Linked DNA regions of Homo sapiens: regions 2 and 3 are each linked to region 1. The links are chromatin loops, found by intact Hi-C in ENCODE. Cell type or tissue: dorsolateral prefrontal cortex. All regions are shown on one strand.

Region 1 (8,000 bases):
CCTTCAGTTAATCTGTTCAGGTGCTGTGACTCTTCTCCAAAGGCTGAGAAACTAATGGTGATTACTCTTACACCAAATCTAAATTCCACGGGATTTATATATATATATTCCAGATTTCTCACCAGTTTTGTTCTATCTGTCCTAGTAAGCGCCATCTCTCTTATCACAGGCCTGTATCCCATTTCCCACTCTAACTTGCTCCATTCTAGGCTGGGAGTATGACATGTTTAGGGTCTGGAGGTAAGAGCAGATATCTTGGGCTGATTAAACCATAGGATTCCATTTGTCCCATTATCTTCTTTGTGTTTTTATTTTTTTGATACAGGGTCTCACTCTGTCACCCAGGCTGGAGTGCAGTAGTGCGATCTCGGCTTGCTGCAGCCTTGACCTCCTGGGCTTAAGCAATCCTCCCACCTCAGCACTCTTGAGTAGCTGGGACTACAGGCACACGCCACCACGCCCGGCTAATTTTTGTATTGTTTTGTAGAGATAGAGTTTCACCATGTTGCCCAGGCTGGTCTCGAACTCTTGGACTCAAGTCTGGCGTTCAAGTGAACTCCTGGGTCCACCGTGCCCAGCCCCATATCATTTTAATTCGTGTTACCAACAGCTTGTCCTTTGGGAAACAGCTCAGTTCTCGGTATGGGCTGATGGGAGGAAGTGGAGGAAAGGTGTAGGACAGAACATGGCTCCATCCTTCTGCATTCATAAGTACTTAATAAAGCTCAGAAGTGTAGGATACACTGCCATTCTCTTCTGTCAAGTACAGTTACGTATTTTTTAAAATTTTATCATGGAAAAATTAAAACATACATAAAAGAGATAATAATATAGTCAACCCCAGGGTGCCCATCTTTTAGCTTCAACAGTCATCAAATCAGGGCCAAATTCATTTCTTCCATCCCCACATCCCCCTGCTGACTTTGCTGCAAATCTCAGACATCATTTTTTGGTGTTTCTGACACACACACATCCTTTGATTTTTCACAGAGGCCAGTGCTGCTGAGGAAGCAGATGTGCACGTAGCTGTGGTGGTGAGACCAGGCAACGCAGGATTAACAGATGATGAGAAGACTTACTACAGCCTCATCACATCCTTCAGTGAACTATACCTGCCTTCCTCAACCTAGAGAAGGGTTGTTAAGGCAGACCGCCCTGTTCCCCAGAGTTGTCCCTGTAGTGTCTAGGTTTATTCTAATGGTAAAAGTAACTTACTTAAAAAACATATGTACACATATGTATGCAAGTATGTATATATGTGTATGCTCAGATTAACTTCCATAGGTACATAAGTGAAAGAAGTCTCAGTTCAGTGAACACAAAACTTATTTAAAGATGCTTTATATGTAGAAATTGTTTCAAATCATACTCTAACCCTTAGTGAGGGCAAAGTGTAGTTGGTAGAAGAAATTGCTAAATACCTATCTAATGTGCTATGTTTATCAAATCGTGTACTAAAATGGAAAGCTAGTTTTGAGAAATTATTCAGAAGCCTTGTTATTTTAAAAATGAAATATTTCAAAGACTGAATATTTTCAAAGAAAATGAATAATTCATTGCCCTTGTGATTTAGAAGATTATAACAGCTGTATTTCATATTTGCCTCCTTATATATATCAAAGACCAAGGTATTTCCTTCTGCTTCAAAAGAACAAAATTGGGAAAGAAAACTCACTTGAGTCTTGATCAAACAAGTGTCTTTTACTTAAGAAGAAACTTGGTAATCATTGTGGCACCCACAGCAAGCAGTTGCCTTACCAGTGAAAAAGGTGCACTGAGGTAACATCTAAAACAGAGATGTGGTTCTTAATGTTTAACAGAACAGTTCTAATCCTGCCACGTGTTATCATTATAGATTTTATAGTTGCCTTTCTAACTACTTAGCACAGTTTGAGAATACGTTAATTGCTATTTACTATTTAAAAAGTTTTACTGAAATCAGTCCATAACATTAAGATGAGCCCTAATATGTAAGATTTTCCTCTGGAATGGATGTGAGAAATGTAAATTTTATAACAGCAGTATTTATCCTGGTTTAATTCTAATACGATGTCATGTTAATTTCATGTTGTGATTAATAAAAGCATTTTTTCTTCACTCAGTTTTATATAGGTTCCTGAACTCTATCCACATGCCGCCATAGCAAAAGAGAAACTGAAAAACAAGAATATTTAGCTCTTATCTTAATCGTGTATCATGTGTGTGTTTTAATGGAGTGCCGGTGGCAATTCATGGTTATTATTTGAGTTATGTATACATATAAGGTTACTATTCCATTTGGATAGTAAGCATTCAGGATATGAGTGGAGTTCCTTATATTTTTGAGAATCTTAACTTTGAGGTCTCTAAGGTAATGCTTGAAGGAGGGAGTTACTCTCCTAACTAATCAAGAAAAACTCACGAATCCTGGAGGAGCAATTTTAGAAATGCTTTGAATAAGGAAAAAGAAGTCTTAGAACTATGAGAGGACAGGGGATATAAAAGATTTTATGTTGATAATTTTGATCTAGTAGCCAATTAAGAAATCTAGGGTCTATGAAAATATATGAATAAAAAAGAAAGGAAATGAGTTTAGGTACATCTTAGAAATGGGAATAATTTGTAAATGATGATAAAACCACAAATAGTAATAAAAGGATGAACTTAATACCTTTTTTGGAAAGCTCATAGGCAGATGGCAGAAAGGGGTATATCTTAATGTTATTTAAGGAGTAGTTGGAAAATGAAGAAATGAGAAGATTAGGCACTAGGATCTAGATTAGAAAGGAATTGAATAAAAAGGAAGGCACACAGCATCTAGCCAGCAAAGGATTGAGGTGGAGAGGCATTTTACTACCCATGTACACTGAGTAAGGAGGACAGAAAATCAATAGATTTCAGGAATTAAGAGAAAATTGAAGTATCAGATTTATTTTGCAAAGTAAGGGAAAAACTAGTTGAATGGAATCGTTTTTAGATCCTAGGAAAACCATTCACAAATGATGGAGAAAGGTCGTAGGAAGAATTTGAAAGATAAAGTAGATTGGCAAGAGAGGAAAAATACCTATCTAAGAATGTAAGCAGTGATACACAATGTATACATGTATTGAAACACCACAGTGTACCCCATAAATATGCACAGTTATGCATCATTAAAAAACTTTTTTTAATGTGGATAATGAGCTAGAAGATGAAGTCAGATGAATTCATAGTCCTTATGAGGGGAAGGAAGGCAAAAAACCTCTGGAACTTCCAAAAAGAGGACAAAGGCCTCAGCCTCTTGTTTGCAGAGAATATGGAGGACAAAAGCGTCTTAAAGTTGTGGCTCTTTTTATTCCTGTTTATTAATCCAGATGTACCTCTGTTGTTCTCTTTCCTACAGTGGCGCTGATTTCTAATCTTGGGTCAAAGCCCAGGTTGGTTTTTTAGAAGAGAAGCCCTTAACAGAAGATTCTCTAATCTTATCAACATTTCTGGAGTAGCAGGACTTCTTTTTGGTCTGGAAAGCGGGTTTTAGTTGCTACGCAGAATGTCAAATGTGTAGTTGCACAAGGAAAGGTTGAAAGCCACTGGCTTATTGCCAGGGCAGATGCACGGCAGCCTTTCCCCAGCAGATGGTGCTGTTTCTCCAGACTTGATATGAAGTGTGAGGCTCCACCCCTCCTCCCCCCCTCCCCCAACCCCCGCCCCGTCGCCCGCCAAATACAGCAGATGGAGCTAAGAGAGAGAAAACTATATTTTGTTTATCCTTACAAGCCAAAAGCTTGATGTTGCAAGAGTTGGAGTAGTTTGGAAAAAATGGCAGTAATCCTGAATGAAATCCAACTATCTAATATTCCTTTTCCTCAATAAAAAATTAGTGATTTTTAGCCCCTTTTTCCAGCGGCAGTGTTAAAAAGGGATTGTTTTCAGGGCTTTTTTTATTCCCACGAGTACAAAGTTGAGTATAATATATTCCAAAAGTTTGTTAACCTACCACCTGTGCCCAGATGGCAAAGTGATATTATCCTCAACCTAATATTTAAGAATAACGTGGAGTTTTTACTAAAACACTTGGAGTAACTGACAGAAGTAAAATTTCTACCTTACAAATTCAACCCAAATTTATTCCTTAAATATTTATTAAGCATTTACCTTGCATCCCAGATCTGCTATGAGGGGACAAAGTTCCTCTCTACTCCCATTGTGCATACATTTTTCGAGAAGAGAAACAATGGTGACTAAGACAAGAAAAAATTAGATACTAGTAAGCGCTCTGCAGAGAACACAGGGTAGAATAACTTTACAGGAGGGGTGATGAGAAGGTGACATCTAATCTAAATGACATGGAAGACATGTAGGAAACTAGGAGAACTGGTGTTCCATGCAGATGGAACAGCATAGCACAGATCTAGGGCAAAGCTTGGCCTTTTTCAGGAATTGAGAGCCCAGTGGCTGGATACCATCAGAGAAGTGGGCTGAAGCCAGATGATAGTGCTTTGTACTCCAGTAAGAAGTTTGAATTGTATTCTAAGTATGGTAAAAAGCCCCTGGAGGACTTTGAGCAGAAGATAACCTGAGTGGTTTACATATTTAAGGAATTCTGTATGGAATGGAGAATGGTTTATAAGTGGGCATGACTGCATGCAGGAAGGTGAGTTAAGTATATCAGGGTTGAGTGCTGCAGGCAAAAATCACAAGGAGTTAGGTGTATACAACATCAGTGGAAGAACTGGGAGAAGAGTCAGGGCAACTACCACTGGACTGTGGAGTTAGAGGACACCTCACAGTGGTTAGCTCAGGAAGCCTGCTACCATTGCCACTGTAGCTCATGCCCACGACGCTGGCCAGACTCTGGAATGCCAGGCCCCATTGCTGCAACCTCTCCAAACAGAACACTTCCATCTCTTCTCCAATTAGGGGGTAAAATTGGCACTTGAGAGAGTCAATCTACTGGGTCTGAGAAGGCTGTTGTAGTAATGAAGGTAAGGGATGGTGGTGGCTTGCCTTAGGGTGGTAAAAGCAGAAATAGAAGTGGAAAGATTCAGAATAGGTTTTAGACATGACAGTGACCACTTATTGATTGATTGGATTTGAAAGGGTAACTCTTACATTTTTAGCTTAAGCAACTGGATAGATGATACTACTGGAAAAATAGCAGTGCTGCTGATAATAATGTAAAGCCAATGTAGATCCTGATGTCAACATGACCGAAGAGCAGTTGGATATAAGTCTAGAGTTCAGAATGCTGGCCTGGCTGGAGATCAGATTTGAGAGTTCACTGGCATAGAGATGCTATTAAAAGCCATGGGATGGGGTTGCTTAGGAAGAGTCTGTTGATAGAGAAGAGAGCCTAAACAGCCCGTAGGCTCCAACACTAGAGGTCAAGCCAAGCAAAGAAACCAGCAAAGGAGATGGGAAAGTATTGGGCACTGAGGAAGGAAAACCAGGAGAGTGGCAGGGGAGCCCATTAAAGAAGGAACTATTCAAATTTATCAATTGCTGCTAAGAATTCAGTTGAGAATAGCAGTGGCCCTGCAGTCTAAGTGGAGTGGTGGGAACAGAAGTAAGATTAAGTTGAGGAGGTCAGGAGGGCCTATGAGGTCTAGCTAAAGATTTATCCATTTTGTTGATCTTTTTAAAGAAGAACATTTGGTTTTGTTGATTCTCTATTTTGTTTATTTCCACTCTAATCGTATTTCCTTCTGCTTGCTTTGGGTTTAATTTGCATTTCTTTTTCTAGTTCCTTAATGTGGAAACTTATGTAATTGCTTTGTGAGTTTTTTTTTTCTTTTTTTTTTTGAGATGGAGTCTCGCTCTGTTGCCCAGGCTGGAGTGCAGTAGTGCAATCTCAGCTCACTGCAACCTCCGCCTCCTGGGTTCAAGCGATTCTCCTGCCTCAGCCTCCCAAGTAGCTGGAACTACAGGCACCTGTCACCACGCCTGGCTAGTTTTTGTATTTTTAGTAGAGACAGGGTTTTGCCATATTGGCCAGGCTGGTCTTGAACTCCTCACCTCAGGTGATCAGCTCGCCTCGGCCTCCCAAAGTGCTGGGATTCCAGGCGTGAGCGACTGTGTCCGGCCATTTTCTTTTTTTTTTTTTTTAATGTAGGCATTTACAGCTCTGAGTTTCCCTCCGAGCATTATTTTCACTGTATCCCATAGGTTGAGGTATGTTGTGTTTTTGTTTTCATGTGTCTCAATATATTTTCTAATTTCCTTTGTGATTTCTTCCTTCACCCATTGGTTGTTTAAGTGTTTAATTTCCACATATTGTGAATTTTCCAAATGTCCTTCTGTTACTGATTTCTAATATCATTCCCCTATACTTAGAGAACATACTTTGTATGATTTTGATCTTTTAAAATTTAACAAGACTTTTCATGGCCTAACTTATAGTCTATCCTGGAGAATATTCTTTGTGCACTGGAGAAGAATTTAAATTCTGCTGTTATTGGGTGGAGTGTTCTGCGTGTATGTCTATTAGGTCTAGTTGGTTTGTAGTGTTGTTTGAATCTTCTGTTTCCTTGTTTACATTCTGTCCAGTTGCTCTATTATTGAATGTGAAGTATTGAATGCTCCCTCTCTTTTGTTAAATTGTCTATTCTTTTCTTCAATTCTCTTTAGCTTCATCTATTTTGCTGCCCTGTTGTAAGGTGTGTATATGTTTATAATTGTTATAGCTTCTTGCTAGCTTCTTTAACATTATAATGTCCTTCTTTGTCTCTTGTAACAGTTTTTGTCTTAAAGTCTATTTTGTCTGGTATTACTGTAGCCACTTCACCCTCTATTTACATGGAATATCTTTTTTTTTTTTTTTTGAGTCAGGGTGTCACTCCGGGGCCCCAGGCTGGAGTGCAGTGGCAAGATCATAGCTTACTGCCTCAATCTCCCAGGCTCAAGCGATCCTCCCACCTTAGCCTCCTGAGTAGCTGGGACCACAGGTGTGCGACCTCACACCTAGCTAATTTTTGTATTTTTGTAGAGATGAGGTCTCACTCTATTGCCCAGGCTGGTCTCAAACTCCTGGGCTCAAGCTATCTGCCTGCCTTGGTCTCCCAAAGTGTTAGGATTACAGCCCGGCCGAATTTCTTTTACCATCCTCTTTCTATTTATTTCTGTCCTGAATCCAAAATGTGTCTTTTATAGGTAGTATGTAATGGATTATGTTTTCAATTCATTATGCCAGCCTCTGCCTTTTAATTGAAGAGTTTAAGCCATTGACATATAATTACTGACAAGCACTTAATTCTGCCATTTTGCTATTTGATTTCTATATATATATATATGTATTTTTTTTTTTTTTTTTTTTTTTTTTTTTTTTGAGACGGAGTCTCGCTCTGTCACCCAGGCTGGAGCGCAGTGGTGCAATCTCAGCTCACTGCAACCTCCACCTCCCAGGTTCAGGCGATTCTCGTGCTTCAACCTCACGAGTAGCTAGGGCTACAGGTGTGCACCACCACACCTGACTAATTTTTGTAATTTTAGTGGAGATGGGGTTTTGCCATGTTGGCCAGGCTGGTCTCGAACTCCTGACCTCAGGTAATCTGCCTGCCTTGGCCTCCCGAAGTGCTGGGATTACAGGCGTGAGCTACCATGCCCAGCATTGTCATCTCTTTTAATATATATTTTTGAATTTTTTTTTAGTGATTTCCCCTGAGGGTACAATTAACATATATTTATAACATTCTAGTTCTGATTAATACCACCTTAGTTTTTGTTTGTTTGTTTTAAGATGGAGTCTCACTCTGTCCCCCAGGCTGGAGCACAGTGGCATGATCTCAGCTCACTGCAGCCTCCCCCTCCCGGGTTCAGGCCGTTCTTGTGCCTCAGCCTCCCTAGTAGCTGGGATTACAGGCGGGAGCCACTGTGCCTGGCCACTACCACTTTAGTTTGAATAGTATACAAAACTTTGCTCCACATAACTCCATTCTCCACCATTTAAGTTGTTATTGTCACAAATTACATCTGTATATATTGTGTACCCATCAACATAGATTTATTACTATTGCTTTATGCAGTTGTATTTTAAATCAGATAGG
Region 2 (8,000 bases), 280 kb after region 1:
TGCCACCATGCCCAGCTAATTTTTTGTACTTTTTTTAGTAGAGATGGGGTTTCATCATGTTGCCCAGGCTGGTCTCGAACTCCTGAGCTCAGGCAATCTGCCCACCTCAGCCTCCCAAAGTGCTGGGATTACAGGTGTGAGCCACCACGCCCAGCCTGAGCTCAACAATTTTTCATTTAGCATTATAGCAGGTCCTCAAAAAAGTGTCATTTTGATCAACATGGTTTTGTTACAATGTTGATGAGATTTTTGAAAATTGATTCCCAGCCGAGGCCACTGTCTGTGCGGTTTGCAAGTTCTCCCCATGTCTGTATGGGTTTTCTCTGGGTACTCTGGTTTCCTCCCACATCCCAAAGATGTGTGTTGTACATTAGGTTGATTGGCGTGTCTACACGGTCCAGATCTGAATGACTGTGTGTGTGTGAATGTGTGGGCCCTATGGTGGGATGGTGTCCTGTCCAAGGTTGGGTACCACCTTGTGCCTTGAGTTGCTGGGGATAGGCTCTGGCTACCTCCCACCCTGAAGTGCAATAAGCGGGTTGGGTAATAAATGGATACAAATTACAGTAAAATAAAAATTTGTAAAGTAGTGAATAATCCTACAGATACACGACAATAAACGACGCAGTGCGAAAGCGCTCAAGGAGCCGCCACATTCGTTACTGCTCGTTTTTCAACTGCATGGTGGAAGGGGGGGCTCCTGACAATTTTCTCATTGCAAACACTTATTCCTTGACTTACCCACCACATGACTGCTGTCACTCACCGATTCACCAAAGACTGGGTAAAAAATTATCTTACTTGTTTTTATTACCGAAATGCATGTATAGCTCACAGTTATTTCCATTTTTAATAGAAGTGTTTTGGGTCTTAATCTAGAAATGTGGTGATGTTTCCTTGACTAGAAATATGTCGTAGGAATTTAGTTCTGTATTCATATCAATTAGCCCGTGGTTAAACTGGTTTCATTATCCATCGTTTCACTTAAAGTCACAGTTTCCAAGAACTTGTCAATGATGTTAAGTGAGGACTTACTGTATTTTATATCAGCCTTTCTATTTGTTTTTATAACACACAAATTTATTATTCTTGGCCACGCACAGTGGCTCAGGCCTGCAATTCCAGCACTTTAGGAGACCAAGGTGGGCAGATCACTTGATCCCAGGAGTTCGAGACCAGCCTGGGCAACATAGCGAAACACCATCTCTACAAAAAGTATTAAAAAATTAGCAGGGTGTGGTGGCATGTGCCTGTAGTCCCAGCTACTCTGGAGGCTGAGGTGGGACGATCACTTGAGCCCAGGAGGCAGGAGTTGCAGTGAGACAAGATTGTGTCACTGCATCCAGCCTGGGTGACAGAGCAAGACCCTGTCTAAGAAAAAACAAAACAAAACAAAAAAAAAACCATTATTCTCAGCCAGGCGCAGTGGCTCACATCTGTAATCCCAGCACTTTGAGAGGCTGAGGCAGGTGGATCAGCCGAGGTCAGGAGTTCGAGACCAGCCTGGCCAACATGGTGAAACCTGTCTCTACTAAAAATACAAAAATTAGCCAGGCGTGGTGGCAGCTGCCTGTAATCCCAGCTACTCAGGAGGCTGAGGCAGGAGAATCACTTGAACCCAGGAGGCAGAGGTTGCAGTGAGCCCAGATCGCGCCATTGCACTCCAGTCTGGGGGACAAGAGTGAGACTTTGCCTCAAAAAAAAAAAATCATTCTTAATAGTAATATTATATTTCATTTTACAACATACTTTTGGGGTTTCTTTTTTTCTGAGACAGGGTCTTGCTCTGTTGCCCAGGCTGGAGTGCAGTGATGCCCTCAACTCACTGTGGCCTCGACCTTCTGGGCTCAAGAGATCTTCCCACCTTAACCTCCTGAGTAGCTGGAACTACAGATGCATGCCACCATGCCCAGCTAATTTTTTAAAAAAATTTTGTAGACACGGGGTCTTGCCATGTTGCCCAGGCTAGTCTCGAACTCTTGGGCTCAAGTGATCCTCCCACCTCAGCCTTTCAAAGTGTTGGGATTACAGGTGTAAGCCACCGTGCCAGACCATAGTTTGTTTTTAATTTTTTAAAATAATTTTTAGGGTTTTTTTTCCTATTTTTCTTTCTTTGTTTCTCCAGGATGTAGTCTCAAACATATACTAGCTCAAAGGATATGATGTTCCATGGTTTACTACACTTCGCCATGTTGCTTTCCAGAAATATTGTACTAATTTATGTTTGTATGAGGGTATAACTTTCTCAAAAGCCTTGCCAGACTTTGATTTTGTAATTATAATTTGCCAGTTTAACGGCATTGCATGGTTTTGTGTTTTAACTTCTTATAATTACTAAGGAGGCTGAGTCCTCTTCCAAGGATTTGTTTTCTAGTTGTAATGCCTCTTGTGTGAACATGTTCAGATTTTTTTTTGACTGTTAATGCAGTAGAAATAGTATTGCACTTGTGGATTTAATTCCATTCTCTAGATATTCTGGATGTTAATTTTTTTCATTCATTCTATTTATCACAATTTTCCCTCTAAGTCACTTTGACTAAAGAAAGTTTTGCTCAATGGATGCAGCTCCCACTCAGGCAGATCATCAATTCAGCCAAGGTTCCTGCTGCCCCATTTTCTGGTGGCTGCACACTGTAATCCCCTCATAAATTTTCCTGAAGACAGCCTGATTTTTAAGTTCCCCAGCTCCCTAATGAACTGTATCCCAATTTGTCAAATATACCCAGCAATTATTCAATGTTATATCATGTGCTACTGGAAAAAAATCAGGGATACTATTTTCATGCTTGCCTTTCTGGCCATCTCTGATTTATATTGTGCCTTTCTATTAAGGCAGAGTTTCATGTCGTGATCTGAAAGCATTTTACAACCACTGGATCAAACTCTGAAAAGAGAAGAAACCAAAGTCAAGTTGCTATCAATGGCACAATGAGGTAGGAAGGCTGGGGGGCAAAAAAGGTCATGGATAAGATTAAAGAAATCTAAACAAAACTTAAGTATTTGAAACACTTTACAGATTGGACCTGAGGTCAATCTAATTAGCTAAAAAAAAAAAAATCCACTATCTAGAACTATATCTACTTTTTGCACGCATCACCCAAATTGTAAAACAACAACAAAAAATAAGAGCTGTACAAAATACTTAATAAATGTATTCTGTAAGCATCACACAAAATACTTGATAAAAAAAGAACCAAAAGATTTCTACCTGAAAAAAAGTTATCACGGCCGGGCCCAGTGGCTCATGCCTGTAGTCCCAGCACTTTGGGAGGCCTAGGCGGGCGGATCACGAGGTCAAGAGACGGAGACTGACCATCCTGGCCAACATGGTGAAACCCTGTCGCTACTAAAAATACAAAATTAGCTGGGTGTGGTGGCGTGCGTCTGTGGTCCCAGCTACTCGGGAGACTGAGGCAGGAAAATCGCTTGAACCCAGGAGGCAGACGTTGCAGTGAGCCGAGATCGTGCCACTGCACTCCAGCCTGGCAACAGAGTGAGACTCCGTTTAAAAAAAAAGTTATCACTGTCTGTTTCATGGCTTTTGATTATTTATTTTTTTGCCTATAAGAAAGATCCCCAGTTGGGGAAGAACACATCCCAGCACACTTCCTCTCTTTCTCAATTCTTTCTTACTTGCCAGCTTAGACTAAAAGCCACTCACCCATTCCTTCCACCCTTCCATACCTACTCTTCACTCCTTCACCTTAGCCAACTCCTGGCCACAACTATGGTCTCTGGAGAGGATCCTGGTAGACCATAGAGAAGCTACACCCAACAGCTACATATCCAACTGGTGAGAGGGAACATTTCTCCACTGTAGTAGATACAACTACATAGCAGTTCCAAGTTATAGATGCCAAATGGCTCCCATTATTATTACAGTTGGCACTTGTTGAGTACTTAGGATACGCTGTGACCCTAAAAAGCACTGCCTATGTCTTATCTCATTTAATCTTCACCAACCCCATTTTACAGATGAGGCAAAATGGAGTTTAGAAATTTGGCCAAGATCACCCAGCTAGTAATAACAGAGGTGGGGACTGACACTACAACATATGGCCTCTCAGAGGATGGGCAAATGTTTTGATGATTTGTAGCAAACTGTAATTTTTTCCCCAAGTGTGCTATTTTTAAATATAATCACTAAAAAATAATAATCTTACCCCTACTAGTTGCGGGTTGACTGTGACTTTGGGGCCAAATGCAAAAAGCCTCAATCTGCGATTTCCCAGGCAAATAGCACTAAGTACCTGTTCTTGTCCTTGCTGATTCTTCTACATGCAAATCATTTCCCTCTCAACACTGGTAAGACATTTGTAGTCATGCCAGGGGAAGGCAGTGGGGATGTGAAAGGTGGAGGTCCTGGCCTGGAAGTGGAGAGGGCTCTATTTTAGCTCCATTTCCACCACAAACTCAACTCTCGGGATCATGGGTTCCTCACGAGCGAATGGAAACCAGTGGATGATACGGTTTCTAACATCCCCTCCAGCTTTAAATTTCCAGCAATTTATGAAGCCTGGTAATGCCCACGTACTGGTGCCAGCAGTGTGGGTGCAGCACCCCCTGCCGGTGGCCTCCCCGCACTGCCCTGGAGGGAGGTCGTGGCTGGTAGAGCCACACTCCGCCTGCTGGTTGTGTGCGGTGGTGGCCCAGGCCAGGGCACAGGCATTCACGCACACAAAACTCACCCCAACGATGCTCTGAAGTATCTATTGCCATGTGTGTGCTGAAAGAAATGCACTATGATTCAGATCGGCCAAGGCTTGGAAGAGGACAAGAGGATTACAGGGTAATTTAGGAAGCACGTAGAGTTAGACGCAGCTGGACAGGCTTCTGCTTAGCCATGCTGATCGTGAAAAGCCACGATGAAAACTTGATAATTTTTTTAGCACAGCATATTCTCTTAAAGAGAGGCATATATCTGTTCTCTGAAAGTAGAAAATAAATTCTTCCATGGACTTGATGTGTTTAAAATCTAAGGCGAGTGCAGGTCCCGACCCCTCTCCATCCCCACCGCTTGCTTATCTGCTTCAACAATCTGCAGCCTGAGCCTGCTCACCTGTGTCGGCTCAACACCAGCCCAGCCACTTCATGTCTCAGCAATCTGACCTGCCCTTCAAATATCACCAGCCTCCAATGCCATTCCTGCTGGGGGCATCTGATGGGAAACACAGGTCCTTTCAACTTAAACTCGAGATAAGCACACATAAAGCATCTACCCCCTAAGGACTTTAGCAATTATTTTTAAAATGAAAAACCTGAGCTTTGAATGTAGCGCCCAAAGTAGAGCGGAGACATGGAGGAAATAATCAACTTGATTCCCTCTTCTGTCATTCACCTCTTCCAGAAACCTGGAACCTGAAGGCGAGGTTGTTTTGCCAGCACCCAGCACCTCGCCTTGCTGTTGATCACCTTCCCTAGGAGCACAAAAGTCAGAGGGGAGAAAGGATGGGAGTGCAAGGTTTGTCCACTGGGGCAGGTGGACGGGGAGGATCTCAGGCTGGGTTTGGGTATTATGGAGCCAGTATCAGGCTAACATCTCATAGTGTGGCTTTAGCCAGGCCCCAAGGGGGAATCCAATCTATAGTGAAGTTCATTTTCACAATAAGCTTTGGAGGGTATCATTCATCCAACTCAGACAGACATATTGACTTACCGATAACTTCATTAATGAAAGCACCTGCCTGGCCTGGAACCCTATTCTCTAAACCAAGGACTCCCAGTTCCCAATGTGTGGTCTATCCCCTGCAGTGCTTTTCCAAGGTCCGCCACAGTTGGCTCTACTTTCTCTCCTCCCTCCTCTCAACTTCTGAATCTTTCTTTTCTCTTCCTTCTACCCTTCCAAATGTAAGCAAAATGTAAACCAATGTAGAGATAACTTTTAATTCTTCCCCTAATCCTTTACCCCAAATCTGCTCAGAAAAAGTCTAGAACCAGAACTGACAGAGGCAGAATTCTGTGTTAGAAACTATAGGGGAGGGTGAAAGACTAAGACTAAGGTGGAGTCTCTTTTCCCAATTCTTTTTTTTTTTTTTCTTTTGAGACAGGGTCTCGCTCTGTCACCCAGGCTGGAGTGCAGTGGTGCAATCACAGCTCACTGCAGCCTCTGCCTTCTAGGCCCCAGGCCCAAGTGATCCTCCCACCTCAGCCTCCCAAGTAGCTGGGACTACAGGCGTGTGCCAGCTAATTTTTTTTTTTTTTTTTTTCGTAGAGACAGAGTTTTGCCATGTTGCCTAGGCTGGTCTCAAACTCCTGGGCCCAAGCAATCTGCCCGCCTCAGCTCCCAAAGTGCTGGGATTACAGGCATGAACCACTGCGCCCAGCCTCTTTTCCCACTTCTTATATCTAGGCTGGTCTTGTGGTTTTGTTTGGTCAATAGAATGTATGAAAGTGATGCTGTGTGACTTTCAGAGCCTGGGCCTTGAGAGGCCTTGGAGCTTGCACTTTGGTCCCTCGAAACACTGCCATGCTTGTTCTGAAAGGAAACCATTGTCACCTACCAGGGAATGAGAAGCCATGAGACAGAAAACCAAGGCGCCCAACCAACAGTCAGTGCCAACCACCAGCTGTGTGAGTGACGGCAGCTGCATGAGCCAGCCCAGGTGAGACCAGCAGAGGAACTGACCAGCCAGCAAAGAATCATGAGAAATAGTCTATCGATGTTGTTTTAAACCACTCCATTTCTGGCTGGTAGGCAGCAATAGAGAACTAAAACACACACTTTTGCCTTTGTCTCTATTGTTTATGGAATGAGATATTAGAATAGGGCTCTTTCTGCCTCCATTTTAATTGAGGCACCAATATGATAGATATCAGATACCTACATGACTGTGAAACAGACCCCCTTACACAGAATTCACAAAGGAAATTATTGAGACCTGGCTCCGTCACTCTTGGATGCCTCCTCCAGATCAAGGATATGAAAAGGGGTCAGAGTGGGCGGGGGGGGGGAGTGGGCAGATAGGTGAAGAGCTTTTGTTGGGGGAGCTGTTAATGAGCTGTAGTGTCCCCCTTAAAATCCCCCAAAGAAAGATGGGCATGCCTGTAGTCCCAGCGACTCAGGAGGCTGAGGCAGGAAAATGGCGTGAAACCGGGAGGTGGAGCTTGCAGTGAGCCGAGATCGCACCACTGCACTCCAGCCTGGATGACAGAAGAGAGTCCGTCTCAAAAAAAAAAAAAAAAGAAAGATGGGCAAGAGTTGTATCTTCTTCATTCCAAGCCCAGTCAGGCAGCTTGTGTGGACCACTTGGGGAGCTTTAAAGTAGTTTCACTACAGCTGGAACCAGCAGACATTCAGGTCCCAGAGGCATGCCTGTGACACCCAGAGTGGGCCATGACAGCAGGCTAGAGGGGCATGCAGGAGCTAGTCTGCCTTTCTGGGTTTTCCTGAGTAGAGTGTGCCCTGGGGACCAAACGTGGCCACTCAGAAGAGAGAGCTGGTGTGAGGTCTGACCGGGTCCTGTCTCACAGGGCCACCTACTGGAGAGGCAGAGAGACCCCAGCAGCAAGAAACTAGAGGTGGGCACAGGATTGCTGGGGTCTTAGAATAAATAAATCCCCAGATAACACCTGAAATAAAGATGCACCTTTCTGGCCGGGCATGGTGCCTCACACCTGTAATCCCAGCACTTTGGGAGGCCGAGGTGGGTGGATCACTTGAGGCCAGGAGTTCAAGACCAGCCTGGCCAACATGGCAAAACTCCGTTTCTACTAAAAATACAAAAATTAGCTGGGCATGGTGGCTCATGCCTGTAATCCCAGCTACTCAGGTGGCTGAGGCATGAGAATCGCTTGAACCTGAGAGGTGGAGGTTGCCGTGAGCTGAGATTGTGCCACTGCACTCCAGTGAGATTCTGTCTCCAAAAAAACAATGCATCTTTATATGTCCAGACAATTACAGGAGAGAGCTCACCAATGATGCGGGTCTCTGAAGAGCCCACCACAATGTCCAACATGTCAAACACTGGCCAGGCTCAGGGAGTGGAAAGCAACCTTTCCAA
Region 3 (8,000 bases), 800 kb after region 1:
AGTTCCTCATAGATGGTTTCTGGAAAGATAAATCCTTTGGAGAAGAAAAAGAGTGCTAAAAATGCCTGAAGGCAATGAATCACATACTGTGCTGTTAAAAGCTTTATATACGTGATTCATTCTACAAATATTTTTTAAGAATTTACTATGTGCTAGGCAGTATTCCAGACACTGGAAATAAAGTATGATGATTCAAACAGAAAATATCTGTGCCCTCATGAAGTTAGGTTCTTGTTAGTGAGGACACACAACAAAGAAAATAAGTAAAACAAATTACAGTCATGTGCTACACAGCAATGTTATAGTCAATGATGGACCACATATAGGACAATGGTTCCATAAGATTATATTGTATTTTCACTGTACCTTTTCTGTGTTTCTTTCTTTTTTTTTTTTTTTAGACAAGTTCTCACTCTGTTGCCCAAACTGGAGTGCAGTGGCGCGATCACTGCAGCCTCTACCTCTTGTGTTCAAGTAATCCTCCCACTTCAGCCTCCCAAGTAGCTGGGACTACAGCTATGTGCCACCACACCCGGCTAATTTTTGTATTTTTTGTAGAGATGGGGTTTAGTCATGTTGCCTGGGCTGGTCTTGAACTTCTGGGTTCAAGTGATCCTCCTGCCCTGGCCTCCCAAAGTGGTGGGATTACAGGTGTGAGCCACCACACCTAGCCCTTTTCTGTGTTTAAATATGTTTAGATTCACAAATACTTACCATTGTGTTACAATTACCTACAGCATGAAGTACAGTATGCTACGCAGGTTTGTAGCCTAGGGGCAATAGACTATATACCACATAGCCTAGGTGTGTAGTAGGCTAGACAATCTAGGTTTGTGTACATGAACTCTATAATGTCTGCACAGGGATGAAATTGGCTAATGATGCATTTCTCAGAAAGTATCTCCATCTGTAAGTGACATATGACTGTATATCATATGTTTTAATATGGAGAAAAAGCAGTGAGAGAGAAAAAGAAGTTTGTGTAATGGTGTGTGTTAAGTCTTAGAAAATGAAGACAATGGTTTCACTGAATCGGTGACTTTTGGGCAAATACTGAAGGAGGTGAGGAAGTATCCATGGCAACATCTAGGAAAGCATTCCAGGAACCCCAACGAGGCCAGAAGGCTGCAGCGGCAGAAGGCCTGCAGCAGCACTGGCGAGGGAGGGAGTGGAAGAAGAGCCAGAAGGCAGCAGGAGCCCGCTCACTGAGGGTCCTTCAGCCATGCTAAGGACTTTGGCTTTACACTGGGAGAAATGGGGAGGTATGGGGAGGTTCTGAGTTAGAGGAATGACATACGCTGGCTTTGGTTGTAGCAGGATCGGCCTGGCTGCTATGGTGAGGACACATGAAAGGGGGCAAGGGAGAAGGAGGGAGACCAGTGAGGAGGCTAATGTGTTAATCCAGCGGGGAGAAGATAGGGACTTGGGCCAGGGTGGCAGCTGTGGAGGTGGTAGGAAAAGATTAGATTCTGCATGTATTTTGAAGGTAGAACCAATATGCTTTTCTAATGTCTTGAATATGGAATGTGGGAAAAAGGAGTCATGGTTGATTCCAAGGTTTTGGTCAGAGCAAAAGGAAAAGGAGATGCCATTAATGAGATGGCAAGAAGGGTGGGAGGAGGAGGTTTGAGGCTGAGATCAGGAGTTCAGTTTTGAACATATTGAACTGGAGGTGCCTATTTGGCATTCATGTTGAAATATCAAGTAGGCAGTTCAATATTCAATTCTGCCAAGTGCAAGTTCAAAAGGGAAGTTTAGGCTGGAGGTACACATTTGGGAATAATCAGTATACAGATGACATTTAAAGTCAGGAGTTTAGATGAGATCATTTTCTCATGCAATTCTTAAAACACCAGCATGAGGTAGATATTATTTTAATTCCCATTTTAGATATAAAGAGATAGGCTGGAGAGGTTTAAATAGTTCACTCTAAGTCATTCAGTTAGTAACTGTAGGGACTCCAATGTTCATTCTTATCTCTAAGAGATAGTTTTCAACTTGGGCTCTGTGACAATCCTAAAAGAAAGGAAGGTTCAGTTTAAGGGGACTGTCTCTGATTTCCATCTGTACGTATTTGTTGGGGTTTTATGTACGATTTTATTTGAAAAAAAAAAAAAAAAAAAAAGTATTTATGCTGAGTGAGGTTGACTCACGTCTCTAATCCCAGCAACTTGGGAGGCTGAGACAGGAGGACTGCTTGAGCCTAGGAGTTCAAGACCAGCCTGGGCAACAAAGCAAGACCCTGTCTCTACAAAAAGAAAGAAAGAAAGAGAGAGAGGCCAGGTGCAGTGGCTCATGCCTGTAATCCCAGCACTTTGGGAGGCCAAGGTGGGCAGATCACTTGAGGTCAGGAGGTGGAGACCAGACTGGCCAACATGGTGAAACCCCGTCTCTACTAAAAATACAAAAATTAGCCAGGCATGGTGGCACGTGCCTGTAATCCCAGCTACTGATTCTGAGCTTTTTGAAGATAGAAACTCTAATTAATCTCTGTGTTTGCAGCAACTAGCCTGTGCCTGCACACAGATGTTCAACAAATGTTTGGACTGTCTGAATAATACATATTAATTGGAACAACTATAAAAATGTTAAATGTTACCTTCTCCATGGAAGAGATAGTTCAGTATAAAGCATGAAATCCAAAATCCCATCACAATTAATAACACGATAATCTTGTAAAATGAGAGCACAAGTCTGTCAGATATCAGATCTTGGGGATATAATCAATGAATGAGGCAGCGTACATCAACAACAACAATAACCAAATGGGCAAAGACATGAAGGCAACTCACACAGAAGAAATAAAAATGCTCTATAAACACTTTGAAAAAGATCAACTACTTTAGTAATCACAGAGTTGTGAGTGAAACCACATATTGTTCTTGCCTATGTGTCAAAGTTTTAAAAATAGTATCCTTTCATATTGGCCAAGGTCTGAGAAAGAGGCTCTCATGCACTGCTATTAGCAATGTGTAGCTTTCTGTAGGGTAATTTGAGAAAATGAATCCAAATCCTTTAAAATGTGCCTACCACCATACTCCACCCTCCATACCTACCCTCCAATCCCTGGAAATGTACATGCACATACAAAGACATTCTGCTTCTAGGATTTTTCCTACAGAAATATTCACAGATATGCCCAATGATACAAATCTATTCATGGCCGTACTGCTTGTGAGAAGGAAAAAATGTAAATATTAAAATCCATGATAGGATTAATTAAATTGCAGTACATACATATGATAAAAACCCATGCAGCCAAAAAACATCAATATATTGAAAGAAGCATTAATGACATGGGAAAATATTAAGTGAAAAAAGTAGATTTTACAAAAGAAGTATAGTATAACCTCTGCCTCCCAGGTTCAAGCAATTCTCATGCCTCCCTCACCCTCCTGAGTAGCTGGGATTGATTATAGGTGTGTGCTACCAAGCCTGGCTAATTTTTTTTGTATTTTTAGTAGAGATGGGGTTTCACCATGTTGGCCAGGCTGGTCTCGAACTCCTGACCTCAAGTGATCCACCTGCCTTGGCCTCCCAAAGTGCTGGGATTACAGGCATGAGCCACCATTCCTGGCCTGATTAATTTCTAAAGTTAAAAATTAGTTACTGTATGCCAGCACCTATATTAAATGTGTTGCATAGTCTCTAAATTATACATTAACCCTAAGAAATAGGTGTTACCATTGATACAGGGCAAATGAGCCCCAAAGTGGAGCTTAGTCCACGAGGGTTCTTGGCTTTGCCCAGGAAAGAAGGGCAAAGGGCAAGCCAGAGATAGAATAAAACAGCTTTATCGAAAAGGCAGTGTTACGCTCCAGTGTTGTTAAGAGTTGTGACTGCTCCTACAGAGCAAGGCCACCTGGTGGGCAGACAGCAGCATTACTTATATTCTTATATAGTTTTGATGATATGTACATGAAAATGTTTTTGTAACGTTACCTCACATAGTCAACTTTTTATGTTGTTGAACAGCATTAATAATTTCTTTTTCTTTTTTTTTTTTTGAGACAGCGTCTTGGTCTGTCACCCAGGCTGGAGTTCAGTGGCGCGATCTCAGCTCACTGCAAGCTCCACCTCCCAGGTTCACGCCATTCTCCTGCCTCAGACTCCCAAGTAGCTGGGACTACAGGCGCCCGCCACCATGCCTGGCTATTTTTTTGTATTTTTAGTAGAGACGGGGTTTCGCAGTGTTAGCCAGGATGGTCTCGATCTCCTGACCTCGTGATCCGCCCGCCTCGGCCTCCCAAAGTGCTAGGATTACAGGTGTGAGCCACCGTGACTGGCCAGCATTAATAATTTCTAATGGTTGCACCTAACACCAGGTCTGACAAGTAACTCTAATGTTAGTTCACCCGATGTACAAAAATTACAAATGTTTACTGAGTGCTTACAGTGTGGTATACTGGGGACATTTCAATGAATAAGACAAACAAGGTCCCACTGATCATGAAATCTCCATTCTCGCAAGGGAAGACAGAGAATTTTTAAATCCATGAGAAAGGTATTAGGATTATACCTATTTGAGTATTTGAGCCACCGAGAGGTCAGGGAACTTTCCCAAGAGCAACCAACTGGTAGGCAGGTGTTACAGCAGATTCCAACCCTGGCAAGCTGTCGTCATGATAGCGTTCTTAGTTCCTGCTCCACTGGCACCCAGAGGGTGGAGGGTGTACTTTCAGTTGGAGGAAACATTAGGGTGAGGCCAGATTATAAAAATCAGGTAGAGGCATTAAACAATTTAGCAAAGAAATCCGGGAAGAGGGAGAGGCAGCCCTTGTGATATGGTATATTGGGGATATTTCAATGAATAAGACAAACAAGGTCCCACTTACCATGAAATCTCCATTCGCAGGGGAAGACAGAAAATTTTGAAATGCATGAGAAAGGTATTATGATTATCCCCGAGTGAGCCACAGAGAGGTCAGGGAACTTGCCCAAGATCACCCAACTGATAGGTGTTAAAGCAGATTCCAACCCTGGCAAGCTGTGGCTGTGACTGGCATTCACAGCTCCTGCTCCACTGGCACCCACCAAGTGCTCTGGGAATTCAGAGGACAGGTCAGTTAGAGCTGGAATAGTTGTATTCATTTACTTTTTAGACCCTGTAGCTCCCATCCTATCTCCACCCCCATCATGAAATTGTGGTAGATAATTGTCCACAGTTTAAAAAGTTCTTTCACATGATTTCTATTGAAAAACTCACAGTGACTTTGAAGCAGAAGAGTAGGGCAAGGGCCCTCCTCACTGAATAAATTCCCACGGCAATGCTGGTCATTTCAACTATCACAAACTCCTGGCAATGCTCATTTCAACTCTCCTAGGGACTGACACTCCTGATCTAGATGGATGACTGCTGTGTGTCTTTCCAACTCGAGTTGTCTTAAGTCTGTGATTCTAGAGACTAATAATCTACTTCATCGTTTTTTCTTTTCCAAAAATCTGTTCCTTACCCATTTATATTATTTTTTCAGCGTTTTCTACTGGGAGAAGGGAGGAAAAATGAAAAAGAACTAAAATAATTCAATTATGTTTAAGCAGCTTTTTGAGAATAAGCTTTTTGAGTATGTATGAATTAATGTTATGTTCTCTTGTCCCCTGTATCACAAAAAAGCTGCAGGATTTTTAGTGATTTTAAAATCTGTTCCATTTTTAACTTTCATAAACTAAGGAGAATGTTGTAAAATTGAAGTACATTGTACTCACCCTTCTTTAATTGGAACCAGTGCAATGGGTTAAGATGTTTTAAGCATTTTAAAATATAGGGTCGTATCTGTAAGAAAACAGAAATCAACATAGATTTAAACTCTGTCTATTCTGTTAAAATCAAAGCCAATCATATTTCCTCAAAAGTAGGGTACTATGTTCCTAATTCTTCTCCCCTTCAACTCACTGCTGCTATAGCAAAGTTACAGCTGCAACAACTGACCCAAGTCATTTTCAGTGGCTCAGTATTTGCTGAGTAAACAGTTAAATAATTTTTCCTATGCTTATCAGTGCCTGGCATATGTAAGTGCTGTTAGCTGCATCATCATCTTCATCATCACCATCATCGTCGCCCTCATCATGCAATTTTATATTTACTGCTGCCCACACCCACATATACAAATGACTGTCTGCCCTATAGCCTACTGTCTATGAGAGCAATTTAAATCAAGTAAGATATAGTTCAGGTTGCTAATATTAAGAGCTGAAGAGAAAAAAAAAAGCAAGGGGACAGAAGTATGGGTGGTATTTGCAGGTGAGATTTTTGAAGATGGCTAAGAAAAGCCTCTTAGAGAAGGTGACATTTAAGAAAGGTTCTGCAGTGAAGGAGTAAGACATGATCTGGGGAGAACTTTCCAGACAAAGTGAACAGTAAATGCAAAGGCCCTGGGGTAGGAGTCTGCCCAGCCTGTTTAAGGAAGAGTGAGGCCAGTGGGGCTACAGGTGTGAGTGTGAGAAGTCAGACATGAAGCCAAGTCATGGAGGGCCTGGCAGGTGGTAGGACTTTCGTTTTGTACTGAGTGACCTAGGGAGATCCTGGAGGGTTCTGGGGAGAGGAATGACATGACCTTACTCAGGTTTTAAGAGAATTACTCTGGTTACTGTGTTGAGAACATTGTGAAGGTGAGGGCAGGTAAAGGAAAAAACAGTAAACATTTAAATATCACTATCCTATAAACTATAATGGGATAAGATAAAAAAGATATAGACAGAAAATCAAGGTAGTCTCTGGTGACTGCCCACTTGTCTGTTCTGGTCACTGTGACTGCACACAGAGACCAAATCTCCCAAATAAAAGTCAGGGTTGGTAAACAGTGGTACATGTGGCTATAATAGCTAAATACTTCTATTTGGTTATTTAAATTCTCCTAAAACATAAAAAAACAGAATTGGTTTCCTAAATTACAGTTTTTGGCAGTGACTAAAGGTCACAATAAAGAACAGTAAGGCCCAACTTCCCATAGTTGCTTTTATTTTTCCCTAAAAAAAAGAGTCCATTTTCTTATACAGACATTCATTTATGTAAGACCCACATCAGGCTTTTTCTAAAGTGCCAAAACCCGTGCAATCCCCATAACTTCAGGTGAGAATTATAATGGGCAGAAGAATGTATCAACTAAAATACTCAAGGCCATCTCAAATCCTGAAGAGTCCCTGGTTTCTGTGACAAGGGGGAATTTTGCTAGCAAATAAGTAAAATCCAGGTAAATATGCTCTAAATCTTCATCTTCAGGTTCTTAATTCTTTAACATATTGTATCAGATTTTGTATTCAAATCTAATTATATTTTGTAAAAAATGTTTTAAAAATTCCTAGATAAATTTCATTCATTAATTTTCTATTTTATTCTCTATACCCTTCTTTGTTTTGTCTGTCTTCTTTTCTTTCCACAAATTCCCAAGGACAATCCCTAAAAAAACTATTAGTCCCAGTGTTCGGTTGGAGATAAATTTATTCCAACAATCCTCAGGTCTGTGGATGTCTAGAGTGTAAATCTGCAAGAGAGGAATACAAAGTTGTATTAATACCTAGTCTGGACTTTGGGTCATAACAAATAAACATGTTAACACGGAGGAGAAAACAGCAAATACAAAAAATACAAATATAAAAAATGAAAAATTAGCTAGGCACGAAGGCACATGCCTGTAGTCCCAGCTACTCAAGAGGCTGAGGTGGGAGGATTGCTTGAGGCCAAGAGGTCAAGGCTGCAATAAGCCATGATCACCCTACTGCACCCTCCTAGCCTGGGTGAGAGAGTGAGACTCTATCTCAAAAAAAAAGAAAAAGAAAAAGAAAAATTTACCATATTTTTCACTTGGAATCATCCAAGCTGTTTCTTAAGAATTTTCGGTTGAGGGTTGCATGAATGCTTGTGAGGCAACCCATACTGTTTTTAGTTCTAACGATTTAGAACGTTCTTCCTTATACTGACTGATCTAAAGTCTGTCTCCCTGCAACTCCTACCCTCCAGTTCTGGTTTTAGCGTCTGCAGCAAAGTTTCTCAATGGAGAACA

Evidence for each region. A loop is a pair of places that touch in the nucleus more often than their neighbours do. Peaks named below come from ENCODE experiments on the same cell type or tissue, not always from the same donor. Only the 100,000 strongest peaks of a DNase experiment are listed, where the experiment ranks them.
Region 2: it touches region 1 in a loop (5-fold over the local background); 84 of 110 quality-filtered maps call a loop at or near these places.
Region 3: a loop joins it to region 1, with 13 times the contacts of the local background. A loop is called at or near these places in 53 of 110 quality-filtered maps.

Annotation. Positions count from the first base shown.
Region 1 is chr4:82,458,991-82,466,990 of GRCh38, forward strand. ENOPH1 (enolase-phosphatase 1) reads left to right here. Exons shown (of 6, transcript NM_021204.5): 6 at 991-2,187. The coding sequence ends at 1,130. Among named protein-coding and RNA genes, the nearest start is that of ENOPH1, 32 kb to the left of the region's middle. In dorsolateral prefrontal cortex, CTCF peaks have their summits at 3,588 (motif pointing right), 3,808 and 5,326; a DNase peak (open chromatin) is centred at 3,591; H3K27ac peaks cover 576 bases.
Region 2 is chr4:82,734,913-82,742,912 of GRCh38, forward strand. All of the region lies in intron 1 of SCD5 (stearoyl-CoA desaturase 5), which reads right to left. Among named protein-coding and RNA genes, the nearest start is that of MIR575, 15 kb to the right of the region's middle. RefSeq lists a silencer at 4,605-4,694. In dorsolateral prefrontal cortex, CTCF peaks have their summits at 4,590 (motif pointing left), 4,792 and 7,501 (motif pointing left); a DNase peak (open chromatin) is centred at 4,569; H3K27ac peaks cover 4,815 bases.
Region 3 is chr4:83,256,883-83,264,882 of GRCh38, forward strand. COQ2 (coenzyme Q2, polyprenyltransferase) reads right to left here. Exons shown (of 7, transcript NM_001358921.2): 7 at 6,942-7,481. The coding sequence ends at 7,317. Among named protein-coding and RNA genes, the nearest start is that of COQ2, 24 kb to the right of the region's middle. In dorsolateral prefrontal cortex, a CTCF peak has its summit at 3,841 (motif pointing left); a DNase peak (open chromatin) is centred at 3,849.